Linked DNA regions of Homo sapiens: region 1 is linked to region 2. Evidence: chromatin loops called from intact Hi-C (ENCODE). Cell type or tissue: adrenal gland. All regions are shown on one strand. Each heading gives the region's core, and the rest is flanking DNA. Links, peaks and the distances in the headings are about the cores only. Region 1 has its middle 250 kb from the start of LINC01370. Region 2 has its middle 120 kb from the start of LINC01370.

Region 1 (11,769 bases), core at 2,368-10,367, 370 kb before region 2:
AGGAAACTGAAGAAGTTATTTAGCCTCTCCATGCTCCCATATCTTCATCTGTAAAAAGTGAGTAGTAATAAGGTTGTTTGGAGAATTAAATAAGATAAGGCTATTAAAGCACTGAGCTAAGTCCTGACAAAGGGTAGGTGCTCAGTGGGTATTTCTGGTGAAGGTGATGATGACGGTGATGATGCTGTGGTTGTGCAAGATGCAGAGATAACTTAAACACATCAAGACACTCACACCCAGCAGCCAGGTAGAGAGCTAGACACGTCACCACACAGTTGATTGTGAGAAAGGTATAAATAACAGGTACAGCAGTTTAGCTGGCAGAAAGCACTCTTGGCTTAGGTTATCAGGAAAGGTTTTCTACAAGTGTTAGTATCTAAGGTGGGTCCTCCAAATATGTAGGCTTTGGAGATGCAAGGATAGACTGGAGGGCCAGTGTTGATTAAACAAAATCAAACCTGGCAATAACTCCTTCCGTAAAGCTGAGATATTTTCAAGTTGTCTTTACTACATGTTCTGCCATGAAAAATTGTGATGAGAATTTTACATTTATATAGCACATTTATTTTTAGAGGCTCCAGTGATATTAATAGAAGACAAAAACCTTCAATTTTAATGTTGGTCCTTCTTAAAAAATATATGTTCTATCCCTTTTCTTCCAATGAGCTCTCTAACTCATATCAGATTTAGTGGGATGTTTGGACTAACTGTGAGATCTGAAATTATTTGAATATTAAAAATTAAAAAAAGTTTTAAGAAATATTTCAAAAGTAAAGTTTGTGGAAAAAGTCTTGGTAACAAAGGAATACCAATTATGTTCAGAAGTGCCAGGGAGTTGGATGGAGCAACAATCCAGAAAACAAATGTTGAGATGAAAGGCATGTTAAATATGCTATCAGGGTACCCATGGAATATTTTCCACTTTGGAGGCAGACAACTAAGGATCCTATAAAACGTAGGTCAAGGAGTGGTAGACAGTGTTTCTTTGAGCATTTTGCAAGACACAGCAAAATACACTTCCCAGTGCCCAATAATGGTATTATGAGCCCTGGATCGTCAGATCGTACCAGCCTGGTGCTGTGTGCTGTGACATGTTGATCATGACACATTATTGCATGTGACACCCTTTGTAAGGAAGCTTTATCAAAATCCTGCTTTACCATCAGCAAGACGAAAAATCTGCTGGCATTGGAACAAGAATCCTAGGAGTTTTAACACCACTAACTGTGCAGAAGTGCTTAGTCCTAGCAGCCTGAGATGGGGGAAACACAGTTGCTAATTTGTCTAAAGTAGCCTCTCCTCTCCAACATCCCCTACTGCTATCCATTTCTGCTGTATCTCATCACCTTGCTTTGCTTATTAATTGCCTTTTTCTTCCTGAAATTATTTAGTTGAGAGGTTGATTGTTTAATATCTCTCTTCTCCGTGTAGCTTTGGTATGCTCAACACCTAGTAGAACGTTTGATCCATAACAGACTCTTAATAAAAATTGAATGAATGACTAGATAAACAAATGAGTAAATACAACACTTATTTCCCTGGTACAGGTCTCATTAATTCTCACTGTCTACTGCAATAATATTATTTGTGATGACCTTTAACTTATTTTTTAAATTTGTAAAACTTTTTAATTGAAGTATATTCAGAAAGATACGTATATCATAAACACACTTATTCCAGCTCAATACTTTTTTACAAACTGAACACATGCATGAAACCAGTTTTCAAATTAAGAAATAGAACATTATCAGCTTCCCAGAAGCCCTCTTGTTGCCCTCTTCCAGACAAACACTGGTGCCTGTCCAAAGGTAATCATCATTTAAGAGCAACTTTCAGTCTTGCCTGTTTTTGTACCTTGTATAAGCAGATTCATTCAGCATGTGACCTTTTCAGTTTGTCTTCCTTCACTTAATACTATGTTATAAGATTTAACCATATTGTTGTTCATAATTATACCGTGCTCAGGTTATATGTAACATACAAAAATATATTTATCCACCACCTACTCTCTATTTGGGCAGTATCCAGTTTGAAGTTATTATGAATAGTGCTGCTGTGTAGTCTTGTACGTGACTTTATATACACACATGTACATGACTTTGTGTACACACATGTACACAGCGTTGTTGGGCATATGTCTGGAAATAAAATTATTAAGTCATAGGGTCTGCAGATGTTTAGCTTAATAAATATTGCTAAAAAGTTTTGCAAAGTGGTTATACCAATTGACAATTCCTGAAGTTATAATGTATGACTTTTTTTAGCTAGTCTACATCCTTGCAAACATAATTTCTATCATTTTCATTTAATTGTGGTAGTTTTTTTAGCTGCCCTTTCCTCCTATAGTCTCACATCCCTTCTACATACAATAGCCTCTCCTGCCAGTCTCCAGAGGGACTGGATAAAATCAATGCCTGGTATCAACTCTTTAACAACTCTCTAAGACTAAGCAGGGTTGCAAACTTACATCCATCAGGGGCATGTGGGAAAAGATTCAGTGCTGGGTACTGTCCTATGGCATGGTGGGTTCTGTGGCTAAATAGGTAGTACATGCCCTATATTCCATGAAAACTTTAAAAGCACAGACCTGACTAGATCAGGACCGCCTGGTGGCCACATGTTGAAAACCCTGAATGTCTGGGAAAATGTCCAAACTCCTTAACCCAGTTTTTCAAGTCTCTTCTTCTCCTTGCCTTTTTTTTTCCATCTGACTTCTTGTAGCCATTTTTTTTTCCTTTTTCTCTTTCTTTTTTTTTCTCACATACCCTATACTTTTGCCAGAGTCACCTTTATCACCTTTCCTATATAGGTCATACACGTTCACACCTTCATGCTTTTTAACATTTTGTTCTAATGATCTGGGGTACTCTTTCTCTCTTTTGCCTGCTGGGTACATTCAGATCCCTGGCTAGATGACCCAGTGGAGGATTTCTAATTCTTATAGCAAGAGTGAATCCCATCCAGCTCTATTTCCCATAAGGTTCTTTTCTTTACTCTATTATCTACTTATGACTTGGTTTTGAAATCATTTGGTTACTTGCCTGACTTCCAAGTTAGAACTTGAACACTAGGATTTAAATGATCAGGACTGACTTGAAGTCATGAATGTATTCAAGAGTCTAGGACAAGGTCTGGGACACTGTAGATGGTAGATAAATATTTGCTGCATGAATAAATGAATGAATGAATGAGTGAATGTGGTCCTGGACCTCAGATACATGACAATTATGCTAGGAAAATGTCATTCGTTATGTCAGATGGCATCAAATATCGAAAGAATATAAAATATAAAACGATGCTTGGCAGAAATGGGAAAGAGAGCATGTTAGTTAGACAGGGTTGAATTAAGAAGAGAATGTAGGAAGGAATGCTGGAATAAGAATTTCTAAACTGGGAGCACTAGTAATAATAACACTATTTCCAGGTCTTGCTACAATGCTTGGGTGTATTACGTAATTTAACTCCTATAATAATTCTTCAAGAAATAATCTCAACTTTACAGAAGGTGAAATTGAGCACAGAGAGGTTAAACAAACTTTCTCAAGGATGCAAAGTTGCAGAAACAAGATTTGAATCCAAAACGTCTGGTTTGTCTCAAAGGCTGAACCATCTTGCGTAATTGACTATACATTAACCACATTTTTCCCAATAATCCAGCAACAGGAAGGAAGAAATTACTGACCCCATTTTCTAGATAAGAAGGTCAACATTCAGAAACTGAAGGAACTGGGATTCTCCAAATCTAGCACTCTTTCCACTATTCCGGAAGATAGATGGGTGTTGAGGGGAGGGGAGAGGCAACTCCCTTAAATAAATCCCATCAGTTTCTTTGTTCACAGCACTGAGGCCAGAGCAGAAACATAAATTAAGAGTCCTGGGCTTGGGGCTGGGTCTCTCTCTTGAGTCTCACCTCCCCTGCAGGGCTCTGCAGCATTTCCCAGGGCCTGACCATGGCAGGCATTGTGCCAAGCAGCTCCAAAGGTTTAGTCTACATGATGCCTCTTGGGAATCCTTCTCTGGAGAAGACATTTCAAAACAAATCCAAGCCATCTTGTTAGAGGCTACCCTGGGAGAGACAAAGGTCAAGAAATAAAGGTTCCCATGTGTCTGGGTGCCTATTTAGGGCCTCGCCTCGTCACACACACACACACACACACACACACACACACACACACACACACACTTGAGGAGTTATGACTTACAACTATTCTTATTAGAAGAAAAACAGGATTTGGAGTTGAGGAATTTGCCATTGTCTGAAAGTTATTTGAGTAGTAACTCAGATGGTTCTAACAAAATCTAGCTTGTTGACAAGCAGATGCTCAGTTTTGGCTTTCACCACAGGGAGAGTTTTCTTGGATTATTAATGAGGTTTAGCTTATTTTCTCACCTTTACTTAATGGTTCTAGTTCATATTTAGTGAATAGTCCTCCATTCATGTTCTTTGCCCTTTTATCTATAACGGTGTTATGTTTTTCTTATTGATTTATCTATGTTATTAACCAAACAAATGTAAAACTATTCCATCTGCAATATTACTTCATGAATACTTTCATGATACATAACATTCTACATTTAAAAGTTTACATATTTAGGATACATAGAAATATTTAATCTGTTCAATTACTTTTATAGCTTTCCAATTTCTTGTCACTTACCTCAAGGTTTTAACAAATTAGTAAATCTATGCTATACAACTGTTCAGTTTTGCTTTTCACATTGACATTTTAATCCATGTAAAATGTATTTTGGTATATGGTATGAGAGGACAGAAATTGTTTATTTTAACTGTTAATTCATCTTAGTAATATTTATGGCATAATTCTTCACTTCCCAATGATCTGCAGTGCTTTGTTTGATATTAAGCCTTAGTACATACAGGGAGGAATTTTCTTTGGTTTACCACCTAGTCCACCTCCTTATCAATTATTCTTTTCAAATATTCTTTTTTATGGTGTATTAATCCATTCTTACTCTGCTATGAAGAAATACCAGAGACTGGGTAATTTATAAAGGAAAGAGATTTAAATGATTCACAGTTCTGCAGGGCTGGAGAGGCCTCAGGAAACTTACAATCAAGGCAGAAGGGGAAGCAAACACATCCTTCTTCACATGGCGGCAGCAAGGAGAAGTGCAGAGCAAAGGGGCAGGGGGAAGCCCCTTATAAAACCATGAGGTCTCATGAGAACTCACTCACTATCACAAGAACAGTATGGGGGAAACCACCCCCATAATTCAATTATCTCCACCTTGTCCCATCCTTGACACGTGGGGATTATTACAATTCAAGATGAGATTTTGGGTGGAAACACAGAGCCAAACCATATCGGACTGTGACTTATTCATCCTTACATACAGACCTTAGAATATTTCTTAAGACAAAAATGCTTCTGTGTTATATTTGGAATTATATAGTGAATGAATAATGATTTCGTCCTTCCTTACCTTTATGTACACCTTTTCTGTCTTTTTTATGTATTTCTCCCTTGACCACAATTTCCACAACAATGTTAGTAATAATAGTGGACATTGTTCTTTTTTGCTGATTTTTAGCAGGTATACCTCTGGTGTTATCCATTAAATATGGTCATGGATATAACTTGGAAAAAATAAATCCTTGTATTTTGAAGATATAGCTTTCCTGGTTATAAGAAAGAATATATATTTATACGAAAAATATAACAAAATTTAAAAATGTAAAATAAACTCTTTATTTGTATCATTGTCACAACTACCCAATTTGTTGTGTGTGATAAAATCACCCTTTATCATAGTTAAAAGTATCATTCCACTTCTATACTGTAATATTTTGATTAATTGTCTTGGTGTTTTAACAAATAGCTTTTTACTTTTTACATATTAAAAATAAAAACACCAAAAATTCAAGAAGATGGCTAAAACAAATATTCAGAAGTGGAACTTAAAGATGTAAAAAATTGCCAACTTTACTAGTGATCAAAAATGTAAGAATTAACTTGTATATTTTTAAAAATCTAACAATACATATTTAAATGTGGTACTACTCCTTGCTGATGAGAATGTGATGAGATGGACATTCACGTATGCTTCTGTGGAAATATAAGTTGGCTTTATAATTATGAAGAGCAATTTAAAAATATATAGTAGGATTCTTAAATATGGTTGAAACTTGAAACCAGAAAATCTACTGTGGGTCTTTATTTTAAAGAATTTATTCAAGATATACATTATCTGTAATAAAGAAAAAAATAAAAATGTAAATACTTAAAAATAGAACAATACTTAAATAAGTATTCCCTTGTGGAATATTATGCACCCAATAAAAATCATGTGAAAGATAATTTTTAGTTATAAAACATATCTTATGATAAATTGAAAAGAAACTTAGTTAAATTGACTTAACACATGTTCTTAGTTGTTTAAAAAATATGTAAAGACATTACCCCTCCCAAGTAAATACAGGTTATAGAAGATTTTTTGAAATATCAGTAGAAGATTTTATTTTTGGTTGTTGGGATTGTTGGTGATCTTTATTTATTTGTTTTTATATTTTTTTGTATGTGCTGTTATCAACTTTTGCCTCTTAGCTTCACGTTCACCCTTCATTGCCCTGCTTGGGACAAGAGTACTTTTCCTTTGCTTGTGGACACAGGGATACACTTTGTCAGTAGAGGGCGCAGGAGAGACACTGGACTGGGACGAGGGATTCATCCTGGTTCCGGTATTCTGTCTTGCTCCCCTGGCTGGAGGCAGCTGGAGGGAGGCGGGCAGCAGGACACCCAGTGGCACACACCTCCAGGGAGTTTCAGCCACACTACCACCCGGGGCATGACGTTTTCCTACGCGGCTTCCTCCAGCACCCCAGAGGTGCACACCTCAGGGAACTCTTCCCTCATCCAGTGGGCCAAAGCAGCACAGCCACCATCCAGATGTGGATGTCAACTCTGGAAAGGGAGTGTCTTCCATATTTGTTCCTTCCTTGGGTTCTCTGCCTTAGTCCTAGAGCTGGTGGCTGCTTTCTTTTCTTCCATTCATTTGTTGTTTGGAATTCTCTTCGCTTTTTGTAGGTAATTCCATGTTATAGTTAATAATTCTTTGTATTCAACATTTCCTGTTCAAATTGCTGTGTGGTTTTTGTCTCCTGTTTGGACCCTAACTTAAAAATTTCATTTTTTTCCCCCACATTTTCCACAATTCCCATCATAATCAGAAAGCAAACTCAAGTTTATTTCTCTTTATTAAGATGATCCATAGTTAATAGATAGATAGCGGTAGCTAGCCAGCTATCTAGCTAGATTGATTTGGTAAAGGGAAAATAAGCATGAATTTATTTTCTGGTTATGATGGGAATTGTAGAAAATGTGGAAAATATATTGGGACATGTGTGTACGTGGAAAATATTATCCACATATCTGTATACAGAGATCTGTGAATGTGTGTTTCTTCCAATATAGAACTCTTTGTTGCATATGATAAAGCATTCTTTTTATGATAATAAATATAATTATTTTCATAAGCTATTCAGTACTTGTACCTAATCTTGCTATAGCATACTTATGTCTGTAATGATAAATGTTAGTTTTCTTTTGGGTGACTCAGGTTTTGCCATGAGGATTTTACTGAATTTTTGTGTGGTTTTCTATCAGTTTACATGCCCCTTGAAAGTGAATATGTTGTGGAGCTTATCATATGGAAGCCTTAAAGCGGTCACCAGTAAAATCATGTGGGTTTCAAGATATTTAGGGAAGTATTTTTTCTTAGGTTATTGGCACCACCATGCATTGAACTGATGATGCCCCACAATGGACTCAAGTTATGATCAATTGTTAAGAAAACTCAGCTCACACTCTGGCTGATACTCAGTGAAAGGTAGTATAAATCCAACCTTCTTCTTTTTTAAAAAATCAAGATAGGTTCTCCTCCTCTCTCCTGACTATGTTTGAGTTAGTTCAAATCAATAATGTCTTTAATTTTTTTAATTATAAAAAAATTTTGTGGGTACATGGTAGGTATATATATGTATGGGATACATGAGATGTTTTGTACAGGCATGCAATGTGAAATAAGCACATCATGGAGAATAGGGTATCCATCTTCTCAAGCATTTATCCTTTGAGTTACAAACAATCCAATTATATTCTTTAAGGTTTTTTTTATATAATTGTGATGGAGCCATGAAAGATGCTGAGTCATACAAAGCCTGAACGTACCCTCAAGGAGTTTGCAGTCTAACCGAAGACAAAGAAGTACATTCAACAAGAGGCAAACACGATGGTTGATGCTTTCTATCTAGTTTTTCATTTAACTTTCAGTCATGAGAAGTGTGGATTATTGTTTTCTCTTTGCAGAAAAGAAGGTGTAGTCTCAAAGGCAAAGGAACTTGCCCATGGTCATTCAACTAGCAGATGGCAAAGATGAGCTGTAAAGACATGTATATTGACTCCAAATCACTTTTTCTTTCCCCCAAATATCATGTTTCATAAACATATAATTATCAAGCAAATCACTTGTTCAGGTTACTGATTAAAGGCTTAAGAAGCCACAGGAATGCAGGGAGAGCTGGGGAGTTCATGGAGGAGGCAAGGTGGTGGTTCTCCTTTGCCTTCTCAGAGCATTAGCTCCTGGCTCCACTAATTTGACAACTCATCATGTGCTGCTTTCTGAAATGTCTTGCGTTGGTATCTTGGGCAGTCATTTCTACCTTGCAGTATTAATTAACTATTCCTATCTTGTCTTCCTTCCCCAGGAGGTTATCAGTACCCAAAGACTTGAGCACAAGTCTTTGGAATTTAAATCCAACGTCCCGTCCATCAGAGTAAATGCCATCCAAGGGCCAGAGTTTAGTGCTTGGGTTTCTTGAAAATATTTGGGATCTTTTTACGGCCATCAATATTAGTATAATACCACCTTACATTTGTGCTGTAATTCCTGTGAGAAAGATTGGCTTTAGCCTTGACTCTGCCACTAATTTACTTTGTGATCTTAGATAAGTTACTTCTCTTTTAAGGGTATCAATTTCTGGATTTGTAAGTGATCAATTTGATGTTCATGGTCTATAAGTCCCTTTCTAGTAGCAGCCTTGCATTTTTCTGGTAAATTTCTTGATCTAGGGGCATGCAGAAGTAGAAAAATTGGGAGGATCTCACGCTTGCAGATTACAAGGGTTGCACTGTCCATAGAGGATTTGAAAACAATAATAAAACTAACTGAAATCCCTCCCTTTTTTCAGAGTCTTGACAATGTAAGAAATAAAAACTTATCTCCATTAGGGCAGATAGCCTCCCTCCCTGATTTTGGTAGGTCATTGCCTTATTCACAACTGCACACTGCTGTTACAGTAGACATTGCTATGCCATCTTATAAACAAAAGGGTTGAGGATACAAAGGAGGTAAGTGTTAGAAGCCATGTTGTCCAGACATAGCTGAGGGTTGGGTTTAAATTCCTATTTCTCAGTCCAGGAGTCTCTCCTTCAAGTAATATCCTTTGTGAGCTGATCAATCCTACTAATGACAATGGACTTTGCCAGGACAGACAGGAAAATCTCCTGGCCTAGAAAACAGCATTTCCTGGCTCTATCAATAGAAAAGTCTAGTGGTACAGTCCAGTTTTATGATTTCTAAAGGCCACTTGAGAATAATCTTAGTGCAAAGTCTCTGTGTTCCATCAGTTAGAAAATATCAAATAGGCCGGGCGCGGTGGCTCACGCCTGTAATCCCAGCACTTTGGGAGGCCGAGGCGGGCGGATCACGAGGTCAGGAGATCGAGACCATCCTGGCTAACACGGTGAAACCCCGTCTCTACTAAAAATACAAAAAAATTAGCCGGGCGAGGTGGCGGGCGCCTGTAGTCCCAGCTACTCGGGAGGCTGAGGCAGGAGAATGGCGTGAACCCCAGGGGGCGGAGCCTGCAGTGAGCCGAGATTGCGCCACTGCACTCCAGCCTGGGCGACAGCAAGACTCCGTCTCAAAAAAAAAAAAAAAAAAAAAAAAGAAAATATCAAATAGTTAACTAGGCTTTTAGAGACAAAAGATATGAGCTCAAATTCCAACAAACCTGGCACACATACATCAACCAACCCTGGGCAACCTCTGTAAAATGGGGATAATATTACTTTGACAGAAGCATTGCTGGAAAGAGTGAATAGATAATTTCATTAAATCGCTAGTTCAGTGTCTGGCCGACAATAATAAATGCTAGTTTTCTGTTTCTGATGCCACGGTTAAAATTAACAGCCAGCTCAGTCCAAGTATTAAAGTAAACAGTGGGTGAAGGATCCTTCTTGCCCCAGGGTTCAGAGAGTGAGAGCGTTACAGAGGGCCTTGGCCTCAACAGTTCTGTGCCTCCATAATTCAACCCGTGTGGGTAACTTTGTGTGTGGATACATGCTGTGCTGAGGCTTGCAGAGCATTGAGCTGGGAGCAAGACTGGGAGGGCCAGCTACAATTTTAGCTCCAGCTTGGAATTTCCTGGTTTCGGGGGGTCTGGAGTCCGAACCTCCTCTGGTGCTGGTGCTGCTTTTGCTGCCAGAACCAGGCGGTAGACACAGTTTATTTCCACCCGACCGCCCAGGGTGAGGCAGGAGCCCTCCTCCTGGGCCCTCCAGCACTCAGTGCTGGCCTGGCCACCTGGGCAAGCTCCAGCAGCTCCTTCCTGTGCAAATGCATGTGGGCTCAAATAATCATATTGCTCAGTCAGGCCTGGGAGGAGAATTGTTTGTCTCTGCCGGGGGAAGAGGAGGCAGGGCTCATACCTTCCCTAATAAAAGGTTAATTATCCTGTCCTGCATCTGAAATCTAGTTAAATAAATTGTGGCTTCCTTGAACCTCGATTTTTACTTGAATAGAAAAGGCCTTACAGGTCCTGAATGACTTATGGTCTCCGCGTTGCAAGAAATAGAATCCACATCAGGCTGATGGAAGCAAATAGAAAGATGTAGTTTATGAAGTATATAGTAGATATCTCACAGGAGTGGAAAGAAAAAAAAAGCTGAACTGCCAGGCTTTGAGAAAGACAGAAACCAGGACATCTTCAGGGATGTCAGTGGCAGGTACTCATGGAAAGTCTCAAAGATTTCCTCCAGAAATACTTTGTTCCAATGATTTATAAATTTTTATACTTTGCTCAAGATTCACATTCCCCCAAAGAGGGAGTCCAATTGGTCAGAGTAAAGAAAAGAGCCCTTGATTGACAGCTCTGTCAACTTTGCATGTCCTGAAATTGACTTGATTGGTTCTTGTTCTGATGATCAAACTCATGGAACCAATTCATAGTAATTAAACTCATAAACAATAGATGTATAAACCAGAGAACATTGAATCAATTTTCAGAGTTGCCTCTACCTTTAGGGTGTAAAAGTTACTTCTGCTTTTTATCAAGTATCTTCTCCACTTCTTTCATGGTGTTAACATGCAGGAAAGACTGAATCAGGTATTAAAAAGCTGTTCAATGAATGTAGGGATAGGCGATCTTGAGGGGTACTTTTATTCATTCTGGGGAATAATTCCGACCATCTTGTTTCTTTGTTCCATTTTCTTCTAGTTCCATTCATATTACAGCTCACTGGTAGCCATCCCTTTGGCAGACATGACATGATACCAGTAGGTCTGAATCCCTTGCCTTGAGGGGTCACCAAGGCTATCCCAATGGGACTCACCGTGTATTACTTTCACTCTAAGATAGTGGTTCTGTCTTTCCCTGTAACTGGAAAATGTCTTCTTTAACACAGTTTTTCTTTCCACAGCTAATGCTGTGCATAGAGACATCTGTGTGGTTGTTGGAAGCCTTCAAGG
Region 2 (11,769 bases), core at 2,031-10,030:
TGAACTTTACAACAGTCCAGCCCAAATGGATTATGTGAAAACCTAGACTCACCATTTATTCCTCAGACCAAAGTCATTCTTCAGGCCATTCCTACTGCTAGGTATAGTCCTCTTCTAATTTCTGTCTTGTAAACATTTTCCTATCCCACAAAACCAACCCCTAAGAGCCACTCCACAACCCCACCCCCCTGCCAATACATTCTCTCAGAAGTCTTTGATGATTTCCTTGAGTGGGCCCACCTCTCCAGAGACCACTTCCATATCTTGCCTCATGTCATGAGACTGGGCTGCATGACAGAGGGGATATCTCCTATCACTTCTCCTACCCCCATGCAACTAAGGAAATATTTACCAATGAACTGTGCATAATGGTCTGCTAAGAAAAGACTACTGGCCAGAAGGAGCATTGGTCAGGCTTCTCGTTTCAAATCTTGATGCTGTCATCTGCTCCATGTGGAATCCTGGACAAGTTGCTTAATCTCTTCAAGTGTCATTCAAGTGTGAAAGGGGGATCATGGTAATACGTACCCCATAGGGGTTACATGAATATTAAAAATAATACTTGTGATTGACTTAGGGCTCAAAAATGTTAGTTGTTATCCTGGCTTGACAGTTCAGAGACAGTCTCTGAACTGTCAAGCCAGATAATGCAAAATCCTCAGAGGATTTTTGCACCTCACATGTCTGACTCTACTGTCTTTGTCCTCAACAACCCTATAATAATGCAATCAGGAGAAAAAAACATTAAAGAGGAAAAGAATGATCATGGGTTTTTGATTTTTCACATGCACATACATACGTGCAAAAGTTGAGCTGAGGGAGGAACAAACTATATGAAATTATAGACTCACACAAAATAAAAGATGTTTGAGGAATCATGAGACAATGCTCCTCCTTGGACCCCAATTCTGCCTCTTGGTTTGTATTCTCTCTTACCACCTGAAGCTTGGTCTTCCTCAGGGCCTGTTTTTACCTCATTAGATTGTGCCCTCTCCAATCTCTCTCACTGTGGGTTAACCAGGATGATCATAGTGATTATGCAATGATTGTTCAAACCAAGATACTTGGGGAGGGAATGGATGCCCTGTTAAACATTATCCTGGGACCAAAGGTATAAACTGGACAGTCACTGGCAACTTAAGCTGTGTGGTCATCCAAGTTAGAACCAGCAATCTTGCTGACTGGGGTCGCACAGCTTTCAGTATCTTTCAAATCCCTTCATCTCCCAACTAAAGAAGAGTAAAGGCTCTTTCTGATCCAATTTATTTTTAATTGTATCGGAACATTTTAAGCTCAATATTGCACATAGGTTTCCTGGAAGGCCATGTCAATATATTGTGAAACAACTGGATCTTTGGGTATCAGGATGTTAGACTATAATGAGCAATTTTCATCCCAAATCTTTAGAGTCATGTAGATAAACCGATTGGTTTCGATTCAGGGAACTTAACTGCCAGCTTCAATTAGCTCGGCTTCTTTAATATATTCTTTTTCTTATATAGTAGGCAACTTCAATAAATTATTATTTATAGAGTACTTATTAAAATGCTACAGGGAAATCATTCCTGGAAACATCTCACTGTGTAACTGTAAATGATCAAGCCCTCGCTTACTGATTGAGTGTTGGAGGACTTAAGTCAGATCACAGGATCACAGCAACTCATGCCTAAGGGAGACCTCAGACAGCATGCAGGCCACCCACCCCATTCCATCTCCAACCCCCTGCAACAACATCCCTGCCATGTAGGTATCCAGGAAATATCTGACGTATCAGCGATGAAGGGACTCATTCCTGCCCAGAGTAACTTTTTCTTTGCTGAAGGGCTTTGCCAGATAAAAACTGGCTCCTGATTTTAAATGGAAATTAGTGTTTCCTAAACATTTACGCACTGAGCCTCATTCTCTAATATCGACTGCATTTTTCAGTAAAATTAATCTCTTTCAGCCCTTTTTTGTTCTCACTTCACATATGGTGGTGAAGATCTACATCATCGGAGCTGGTGAGAAACAAGCGTGGCCCATAAAGTGACAGACAGTGGGCAAAGTTGTTTATCCCATGGACTAGAGCCAAAGTACTTGAGTTTGAATCCTAACACCACCTGTAATAAGGCAAGGCATTTAACCTTTCAGAATCTCAGTCTTCTCATCTGTACAATGGGGAATGTTAGTGATATCTATTTCGGTGTATTTTTGAAAGATTATAGGAGGCAGTGTATGTAAAGTGTTTAGAACCGTGTCACCTGACATATGGTATACATAGCTATTATCACGTAGAATCCCAGCAAATAGAATCTGGACATTGTCCTGCTATTGTAAGATTAGTGGTCAGTGGGCGATGGCTTAGTCTTATTGCATTGGGTAGCTCTAAAATTCAGCCTCCGCAAAATACCCCACCAAGCATTCCTATTTTTTTTCTTTGTTTTAATGTCTAACTTAGTCTCTGGAGGGTATAAATTCTGGTAATTAAGAGTCAGAGCCTAGGAAATTGTACTCAACTCAGATATATGTTAAATTCATTGGACTGGTTTTTTTAAAATAGCAGTGAAATAGGAATTCTTGAGGGTTCAGAAATGGATATTTTCCGAAAGCTCCTCAGGGAATTCTAATGTGCAGCCAGGTAAGAACAACAGACTTCAAATGAGCCTTTATGGATCAGAATCTGGGCTCCCTCAACTGCCAGCGGCACAAATTAGGGCAGGGTTCTTAATCTCTTCAGGCCTTGGTTTCCATAACCATAAAATGGGAGTGAAATGGAAAGTTCCTTTCTCATTAAACTGCTATGATACTTAAATGAAATAGCACACGTGGATAACAGAGTACTCATTAGGTATTAATACTGAGTACCTGACTTTACTATGCAGCTTCCATCCTCACCCCATCTCTTTCAATCACTTTTGCCTCAGCCTGTCAGTAGGTATCAAAGGGTGCTAAGCACTGCCTCAATTATAGGTGTAACCCACAGTCCTGGACACAAGAATCTATCAAGAGATCTTTACCTAACCTGAGTATATTTCAGGCTGATGGTGATCCACTTTGCTTTTCTGATAATTGAAAATGATTTGCATTTACAGACCATGGGAGCAGACATGGGACCCCAGTGGCAGAGCACTTAGGAGGGATGAAAGCAAACTTGCCAACCTGGGCCATGGTTTATATCAGCCCTGGAATCATTGTCCTGGATGAGTACTTGGGTACTACAAGTGATGAGCAGAAGGGTACTACATACCTGCCACTCAAACCAGCAGCATTGACATCACCTGTTAACTTATTAGAATGACAGCATCACTAGACTTACCTCAGGCCCACCAAATCAGAAAGTGAATATTAGCAATATCCCAGGTGATCTTTTTGCACATTCACTTTAGGGAGTGTTGTTCCTTATCAGTATCAAGAGGAATTCATTCCCAAAGTTTGTAAAACTTTCCAGAAACGACCTTCAGCCTGCCACCTAGGCAGCTGGGTTGACGCTTACATAATACTCTTAAGCAACCCTTTGAATCAAAGCCCTCTAAATTATCAGCTTTTCTCCCTCTCTTGTGCACCCTATACCACTGTCTCAGAAAGTATATAAATGCCTTCTTTGAGTTATTTTCTGACTTGGGGTTTCTACCTGGTTTCTGGTCCTTGCTGGAACTCAGCACCTGATACTTGGTTTAAAGGAAGCCTCAGGTCTGTTTCCTACTTCAGTCACAGAGAGAGAGAAAGTTATTGACTAATACAGTTTCTCTCACTAATTATTTCCTACCTCTGATTTTCCACTCCAGGAGTCTATGATTTTTAGGTGGTATGGAGTCTGAATTCAGTTTGAAATAGAGAGAAGTTGGGCCCTAGACAGCATGTGCTAAAGGCCTTTGCTGAACAAAAGGACCCCAAAACAAAGTCAGAGAATAGTTTCTTCCAATTATCATTTGGCTTTACATTGTCATTACATACATATTGAAATCCTTGATTTCACAGGGTTTTACATAGCTAAACTACAGATGGAGGGAGTCAGTGAATTAAAGCCTTTGATGAAGGCCAGGTGCTGTGGCTCATGCTTGTAATCCCAGCACTTGGGGAGGCCAAGGCAGGCAGATCACTGGAACTCAGGAGTTTGAGACCAGCCTTGGCAACATGGCAAAACCCATCTTTCCCCAAAATACAAACGTATCAGCCAGGAGAGGTGGCGCACACCTATAGTCGCAGCTACTAAGGAGGTTGAGGTGAAGGATAGCTTGAGCCTGGGAGGTAGAGGTTGCAGTGAGCCGAGATCACACCACTGCACTCCAGGCAGGGTGACAGAGTGATATCCCATCTCGAAAAAACAGAACAAAACAAACAAAAAGTAAGAAAACCTTGGGTGAGTCCTGGGGTACAAAAGAGAGCTGTTATCCTTACACATACACACACACACACACACACACACACAAATACACACACATTGAGCATCTATTATTACACTGGAAAATGTTGATCCAAAGGTGAACAACTATGAGTTCTGTCCCCACCTCTCACCTCTGGCCCTATGAAGCTTATACCTTGATGGGGAAACATATATGAATCAAATAACTACCAAAATATATGTTACATATTAACAGTGATAAACACTTCTAAAAGAGAGGTACACTCATGCATGCTGGGCTTAATAACTAGGTGGTAGGTTGATAGGTGCAGCAAATCACCATGTCACACACTTACTTATGTAACAAACCTGCACACCCTTCACATGTACCCCACAACTTAAAATAAAATTTAATAAGGAAAAGAAAAAGAAAAAAAAGAGAGAGAGAGGTACAAGTACTGTGAGGACATATTAAAAGGGAGATGGTTCTACTCAGAAAGGTTTTTCTGAAGAAGCAACAAAACTGAGGGGTACATAGGGTTAGCCAGATTCAAGGGTGTGACAGGGAATGGAAGCCCAGCTGGCACTGAGGTCCTGTGACCAGGGGAATCCATGCTCTTTTGAGGAACTGAAACAAATCTGGTGTGAGTGGAGTCCAGAGAAGAAAGGAGGGGGAGGAGGGGCTTGACTCCAGCTGAAGCTGGAGTGATTGTGGAAGTATGTTGGTCTTCATTTTAAGAATCCGGGGAAGTGATGCAGGTTTTGAAGCAGAGGCAGCAGGGCCAGATTTCTGTTCCTGCACGAGTGGTCTTTCTGCCATGTGGAAACAGATTGGAGGAGGGCAAGAGAGGATGTGAGGAACAGGCCAGTTAGGACTGCACTGCAGTCTTCAATGGTAGAGACGGGCTGCTTACACTGTGGAGGTGATGGGGCAATGGGAAGAAATGGGGAGTTCCAAGAGGGAGTTAAGTGATTAAATCAAAAGAACTCACATTAGCATGGCAGGAGTAGGGGAGAGGGAGGTGTTAAGGATGACAAACCGTTTATAAAACAACTGGATGTTGTTCTCTGAAACAGGGATCTCTGAACAAACACCAGGCAGGGAGGTCAGGGTGGCCATGAGTTAGTTTTTAGATATTTTGAGTTGGAGGCGTTCCCTGACCTCCCAGACAAAGATACACAGTTATGAAATTTGAATGAGCATTCTAACTTGGAGGGAGATATTTTGTAACGGGAATTTAAAAAGTAGAAATGACAAAAGTTACTATTTGTTGAATATTTACTCTGTCCCATGGTTAGGAATCTATTATCTAATTTAAACGGTACAGGACTCTGTATGAAAAGACTGATTCTCCCATGTTACAGATGAGGAAGAGGAGGCCCAGAGGGAGCAGCATCTTCAAGTTCTTAATGACTGTGTCACACTGCCCCCTGCTGAGCAGCTATTACGTGCCAGGCTCTCAGGGCGTTTGCATTCCAGTAAGATGGGCTCACGGGTTTTTGTGTCTTCCATAGCAAACTGAAAGAGAACTCATGTGGTAGGAATTTCTGCCATGTGCCTATTAAACTGACATTTGTCTGCAACAAACAACCCACTGGTATTCACATGCACAAGTACATAGGCACACCTGTGCACACAACTTTCTCACTAGTTTCCTCTCTTCACTTTTCTCCGCCAGGATTATTATTTATTTTCTTCTGATACCTGGTTTTAGGTTGCCCAGTGGCAGGTAGGCTAAACATGATGAACTTCGCCGTGCATCCAACAAGAAACACACTCTATCAGCCTTTAATTTCAGAGTCTTAGACAAACAGGGAAGGGATGGGAGACCAGCAGTACTCTTCTTCTGTAAGGTCAACTAAAACTCTTGCTTGCTGTAGGCAGCTTCCTCCACTTACCTATCTGAGTATTGTTCTGAGGATGGTAAGAATGCCACTTCTAAAACTAGCTGAGAAGCAGAGATAGGCTTACTGCAGCATCTAAAGAAAGAAGAACATTTATACAGCATGATCCCTTCAAGCATGTTCTGCTTTTGCCCAAACATTTAACATGACCATGGAAGAATTTCACTATACCCATTACTCAGAAAAGTTTGAGATTTGAAACTGCAAAATTTTTCATAGTTTTCATGGAACAAAACATACAGATCAGTACTGAAAATATAAATCACTCTTAAACATTTGGTTCTTACTATTTTTGTAAAAAGTAGCACAATTGGAAGATAAATTATGCCCCTGTGTTGACATGTATGTATGTGTGTGTGTACAGAAAAAATAAACAAATTTTCAATGATCCATTTTGGATTTAATTAAAATTCAGTTTTGTCTGTAGTCAAGCGTATTTTTGCTGTTTGAAATAATATAAATCTCCTAATCTAAAGACCCTGGCTGGGCACTGTGGTTTATGCATGTATTCCCAGCAATTTGGGAGGCTGAGGTGAGAGGATTGCTTGAACCCAGGATTTCAAGACCAGCCTGAACAACATAGCGAGACCCTGTCTCTACAAAAAAAATTATCCAGGCATAGTGGCATGTGTCTATAGTTCTAGCTACTTGGGAGGCTGAGGCAAGAGGACTGCTGGAGCCCAGGAGTTCGAGGTTGCAGTGAGCTATGCTTATGCCACTGCACTCAAGCCTGGGTAATAGAGCAAGACCCTGTCTCTAAAAATGAAAATAAAATTATTGTCTATAAGATCAGTGACAGTGATGACAGGAGCAATTTTTATCACAAAGTGAGAAGTCTCAAACAATTGAGACTATTGCTGGAATTTTCTCCTATAAATACTATACAACTTGTCTTCCTATATTCAATCATAGTTTTCATGTATTTTAATTCTCCTAAAACTTATATCCAAAAACATAAAATAAATAATATTTAGATTACCCATTGTTAGACAATTCAAAACAATGCCATCTTTAAGCAGAAAATCAGTGCTAACTTCAAGGATTATCTGAGGTCATTGGCCTTTCTCAAACAAATGAGAGAATACACAAACCTATGTTCAAAGGGGAACATATCATTTGAAGAAATTTTTTTGGCAATGTTATTATGACTTATTTTTACTTAAAAAGTAATATATGCTTATTATAAATCATTCAACTATTAAAAGGGATAGAAAATGGCCCCATTTGAAGGAGGGTGGAGAGAGAATATTAGCTGCTTTTCCCACAGTTTCCCTTATTATAAATCATTCAACTATTAAAAGGGAATAGAAAATGGCCCCATTTGAAGGAGGGTGGAGAGAGAATATTAGCTGCTTTTCCCACAGTTTCCCTAACGGCATCTGAAAGCAAAGTTCAGTATAACTCATTTAAAAAATCATAAAATTGTTCACATTGGTGGAAATACAATGCAGGTAATGCTACCAAACCCAGATCAAAAGCAACTCTAAGAGGTTCCATATTTCTGTCTGAGGCCAGTTCCTCCACCCACCTGTGCTCTAGATGCCATTCAACTTTGTTTCATCCCTAACTTTGCACTCTTTCTACAGTGGATCCTCCCAGAATATCATCTGCTCAAATCTCTCTTTTCTTAAAAAAAAAAATCTTTGATTTTACTTTCCTCTATTTTTCTGTGTTTTTTTAACAGCAGCATTCTCAAAAAGGTGTCTGCATCACTACATCCATTTCCAAGAACTTTACTCCAATTTGGTTTTCATTACCATCACTCCAGGAAATAGTGTCTGGTTAATTCCATCAGAAGTTATCGGGTCATTAAATAAAATGAACACTTTTAAATCTTTTTAATCATTCATTCAACAACTAATTTTTGAATAATTTCTATGTACCCTAGTTCTTTATTAAACATCAAAGTTGATTTATCAAACAAACATTTAAAAACCAATTTTGTCTTAGTTTTAACGTTGCTGCAGAGGGCGTTTTCCATTGTACCTATTAGTGCCCCCATTAGAAGGTTTTATGTAATATATTTCTTTTCAACTGTATCTGTGGCAAGATACATAAAATGAAAAATAATATATTATTTCTCCCTAAAAATCATTCTATTTCCTCTTTTTGTTAGACTTTTCTTTTAACTCTGGCCACCAGGAAGCTCAAAAGCATTACCCAAATGTAATAACTCCATTAGTCTTAAATTTAGCATAATTAATTCTCCAAAGGTTCTGATTGTTTGTATATTTCTAACGCTCTTTCTTAATGTTATATGTTTTAGCTACCTCAAGTCCATTTTAGAATGTATTGTGCATAAGCGAGCAAGGCTTTTCTAATGCTTAACAATAGTTTAGAACCAAGTGTCTGCAAATGTGTCAAATCTAGACCAGAAGCTGTTTCTTAAGGACCTCAACTTAATCTCTGCAACCTGTTATATGGTCTTTCATCCTCAGCTTTAGAAAAGTCATCAGTTTGCTAACTGCTTTAGGGATCATAAAACAAAGTTTGTTCCTAAACAGAGGAAAAGTGTCTAAGAAGGAGAAACTTATGCACAGAGCACAGGGTGAGAAAAGGCCCCTCAGAAGCTTTGCTGGCATAAATCCCAAGCTCATGTTACCAGAAATATTTACATTAAAAATATATCTCCAACTTGACCAACTGCTCTAAGGTCAAGCTCAAAATCCTGCTTGGGAATTCTTTGGTTTTATGAACATTTGTCAGCTCAAACTTTGGCTATGATTTCTGTGCCTTCTGAGGCATGAAGGCAAATAGGGCAGAGGGACAGCTGAAAATAGCAGCCCTGATAGTGTGAGGTGAGAGTGAGGGGTTTCTGAGATTTTTCAGCAGGAAGTGTCTGGTTGCAGCGTTAGTAGCCAAGAACTTTCCTTTCACATACTGACCTTTTTATGTGCAAGAATATGCCCACCAGGAGATGAGTGAGTCTTACCTTCTCTTCTGAGGCCTGCTTCTGGTGATGAACTCATTTGGTCCCCTTTTCCCATCCACCTGGAACTCCCTAAGAGGTCTTGCTGGCTGTAGGAGTAAGAGAGGGAGCGATTTATGCAGTTTCCATTATAATTATAGCCCTAGTTTTACTAGGTTCCTACTGAATCTTAAATATTTTCTCCTAAGCCTGACATTAGTGAACACCATTTAAGAAGGCATATAAAATATAATTTTATTATTAATATTCTTTTAAAAAACTAATATACAGATCTGTGTTTAAAGAAAAATTCAGTGAATAAACTATTGCTGTTTCAGTGTCTCTCAGTAACACCACCAGTTGAAGTAATTCTGTGAGAGACTGCATGTACACAGTACCAAAAAGATCATGGTCACACAGAATTGGGGTTAGGGAATGCCACCACTATGCAACAATGTATAAACAAAACTCCAGCTCCCACTCATGTTCCTAGTATTAGTTCTGAACATCTTGTCCCAAACCATGCCTCATATTTTACTCAGTGCAGTTGTCAGGCTTCTTAGTAGACTACTTTTTCACCAGTGTTGGCCATCTCTTGCAATTTAGACCTGACGATACATATCAATCACCTTTTTATTTTGTAGTGCTGCATTCAGATCTGTTTTCCAGTTCATAGGTTCTCTCTTCAGCTGTGTCTATTCTGGTGTTTAATTTGTTCATGAAGGCTTTAAAAAAAAAGTCTTTATTTTCTCTATTCTTTTCTAGAAGTAGTATTTGGTTCTTTTCTTTCTTTATATCATATTTTTATTACATTTTCTGCTATCTCATTTAATTTTAGTCAGATTTAACATATTTATTGTATAGACACTTCCAGACTTTCATATTATCATCAATTATTAGAGTTATTAAATATTGTGTGTGTCTGTGTGTGTGTGTGTGTGTGTGTGTGTGTTGACTCATTGACTCATTGACTCTCTGTCATGGATTTTTAGCCTGACTTGGTTCTTCTTCCCCTCTAGGTAGCCCTATAAGTAAAGCCACCCCTTTTGGGTGGTAATAAGAAGAGGAAAAGCCAAATATTTGCAGGCAATAGACAGTTCCGTTTCTAGGTTAACTGTCCCATGAAGAGCAGCATTTTTGTAAAATTCTTTTCTTATATCACAATTCCTTCTGGTTAATTACATGAATGAATTGAACAGAAGATAGAATGCGGATGTGCAACTTCAGGATTAATTATCTACATGCTCTCGAGATCGTGGCACAAACAACAAATAAACAAAACAGTATCTAGAAGCTCTTTGGAGCAGATAGTCTCAAGTTAATTTTTTTTTTTTTTTTTTTTTTGAGGGAGGTCTCACTCTGTCACCCAGGCTAGAGTACAGTTGTGGGATCATAGCTCACTCCAGCCTTGACTTCCTGGGCTCAAGATATCCTCCTACCTCAGACTCCTGAGTAGCTGAGACCACAGGCACACACCACCACACACACTAATTTATTTTATTTTATTTTTTGTAGAGCTGGAGTCTTCCTATGTTGCCCAGGCTGATCTCAAACTCCTTGGCTCAAGCGATACTTCTGTCTTGGCCTCCCAAAGTGCTGGGATTACAGGCACGAGCCACCGCTCCCAGCCAAGTTAATTCTTTATAAATGCAAATCATCGACCTCATCATTTTCTTTGCACCCACAAACTGCTCCCCATGCATCCCCTAGGTGGCACTCACCAGGCTACCAGTGTCTCTTCCTAGCATCCTTGCCAGGAGGGAGGCCCATTAATCAGGAAGTGAGGTATGTGCATTGTAGTTTCTGTTGGCCACTCAACTATGTTTGCTCAGATTTCAAGTATGATCTTGACTCATCCCACTCTTGAAGGTGCAGAAATAAATACTTTAAGCAGTTTTTTGTTTGTTTTTGTTTTTTGTTTTTTTCTTTTTTTGTTGTTGTTGTTTGTTTGTTTGGTTTTTTGAGACGGAGTCTCCCTCTGTCTCCCAGGCTGGAGTGCAGTGGCATGATCTCAGCTCACTGCAACTTCTGTCTCCTGGGTTCAGGGTTCAAGTGATTCTCCTGCCTCAGCATCCCGAGTAGCTGGGACTACAGGCGCATGCTTTAGGCAGTTTTCTTCTCTATATCTCGTCTTTGTATCCTGAAGATAGTGTGACCTCCAGAAACTCCCCTGTTCCCAAATATAAAGAAATAAAAGCTTAAGAACAGTGAAATAATTTCTCAAGGTCACACACGTAAGTAAGTAAAGGAAATAGAATGTGCACCCTGGTCTTGCTGGTTGCAGACTCTGTGTTTACATTCTCAGCAGTGCAAGGCATAGGGGAGTAGATACATAAGCCTACTGGATGAGAAGTCTTCTCAAAAATGAATAATAAAGGCAGATTTGCTTTATGTTTTTTATTCATATCTTAAAAACTCATGTGAATTTTATATTCTACTTCATAATATTTTGTGTGACTTTTGAAATGAAACTCATATTGAGTTAAACTACCCTGTTTTTATTTTAGTCCCTTTGCCTTTGTAGCATTTCTCTCTTTTTGTTGAGAACTTGGCTTGTTGTCCATTAAGAACTCATGCTTCTTCTCCATAATATAAAATTGTGGTTGGAATATAGCCACCCTAGCAGGAACTAGAT

What was found. A loop is a pair of places that touch in the nucleus more often than their neighbours do. Peaks named below come from ENCODE experiments on the same cell type or tissue, not always from the same donor. Only the 100,000 strongest peaks of a DNase experiment are listed, where the experiment ranks them.
Region 1: it touches region 2 in a loop (6-fold over the local background); 13 of 110 quality-filtered maps call a loop at or near these places.

The regions. Positions count from the first base shown.
Region 1 is chr20:40,246,407-40,258,175 of GRCh38, reverse strand. No RefSeq gene overlaps it. Among named protein-coding and RNA genes, the nearest start is that of LINC01370, 250 kb to the right of the region's middle. In adrenal gland, for the core only: CTCF peaks have their summits at 2,594 (motif pointing left) and 6,650 (motif pointing right); no DNase peak of the experiment used is centred there.
Region 2 is chr20:39,880,201-39,891,969 of GRCh38, reverse strand. No RefSeq gene overlaps it. Among named protein-coding and RNA genes, the nearest start is that of LINC01370, 120 kb to the left of the region's middle. In adrenal gland, for the core only: CTCF peaks have their summits at 5,565 and 5,776 (motif pointing left); a DNase peak (open chromatin) is centred at 5,772; H3K27ac peaks cover 511 bases.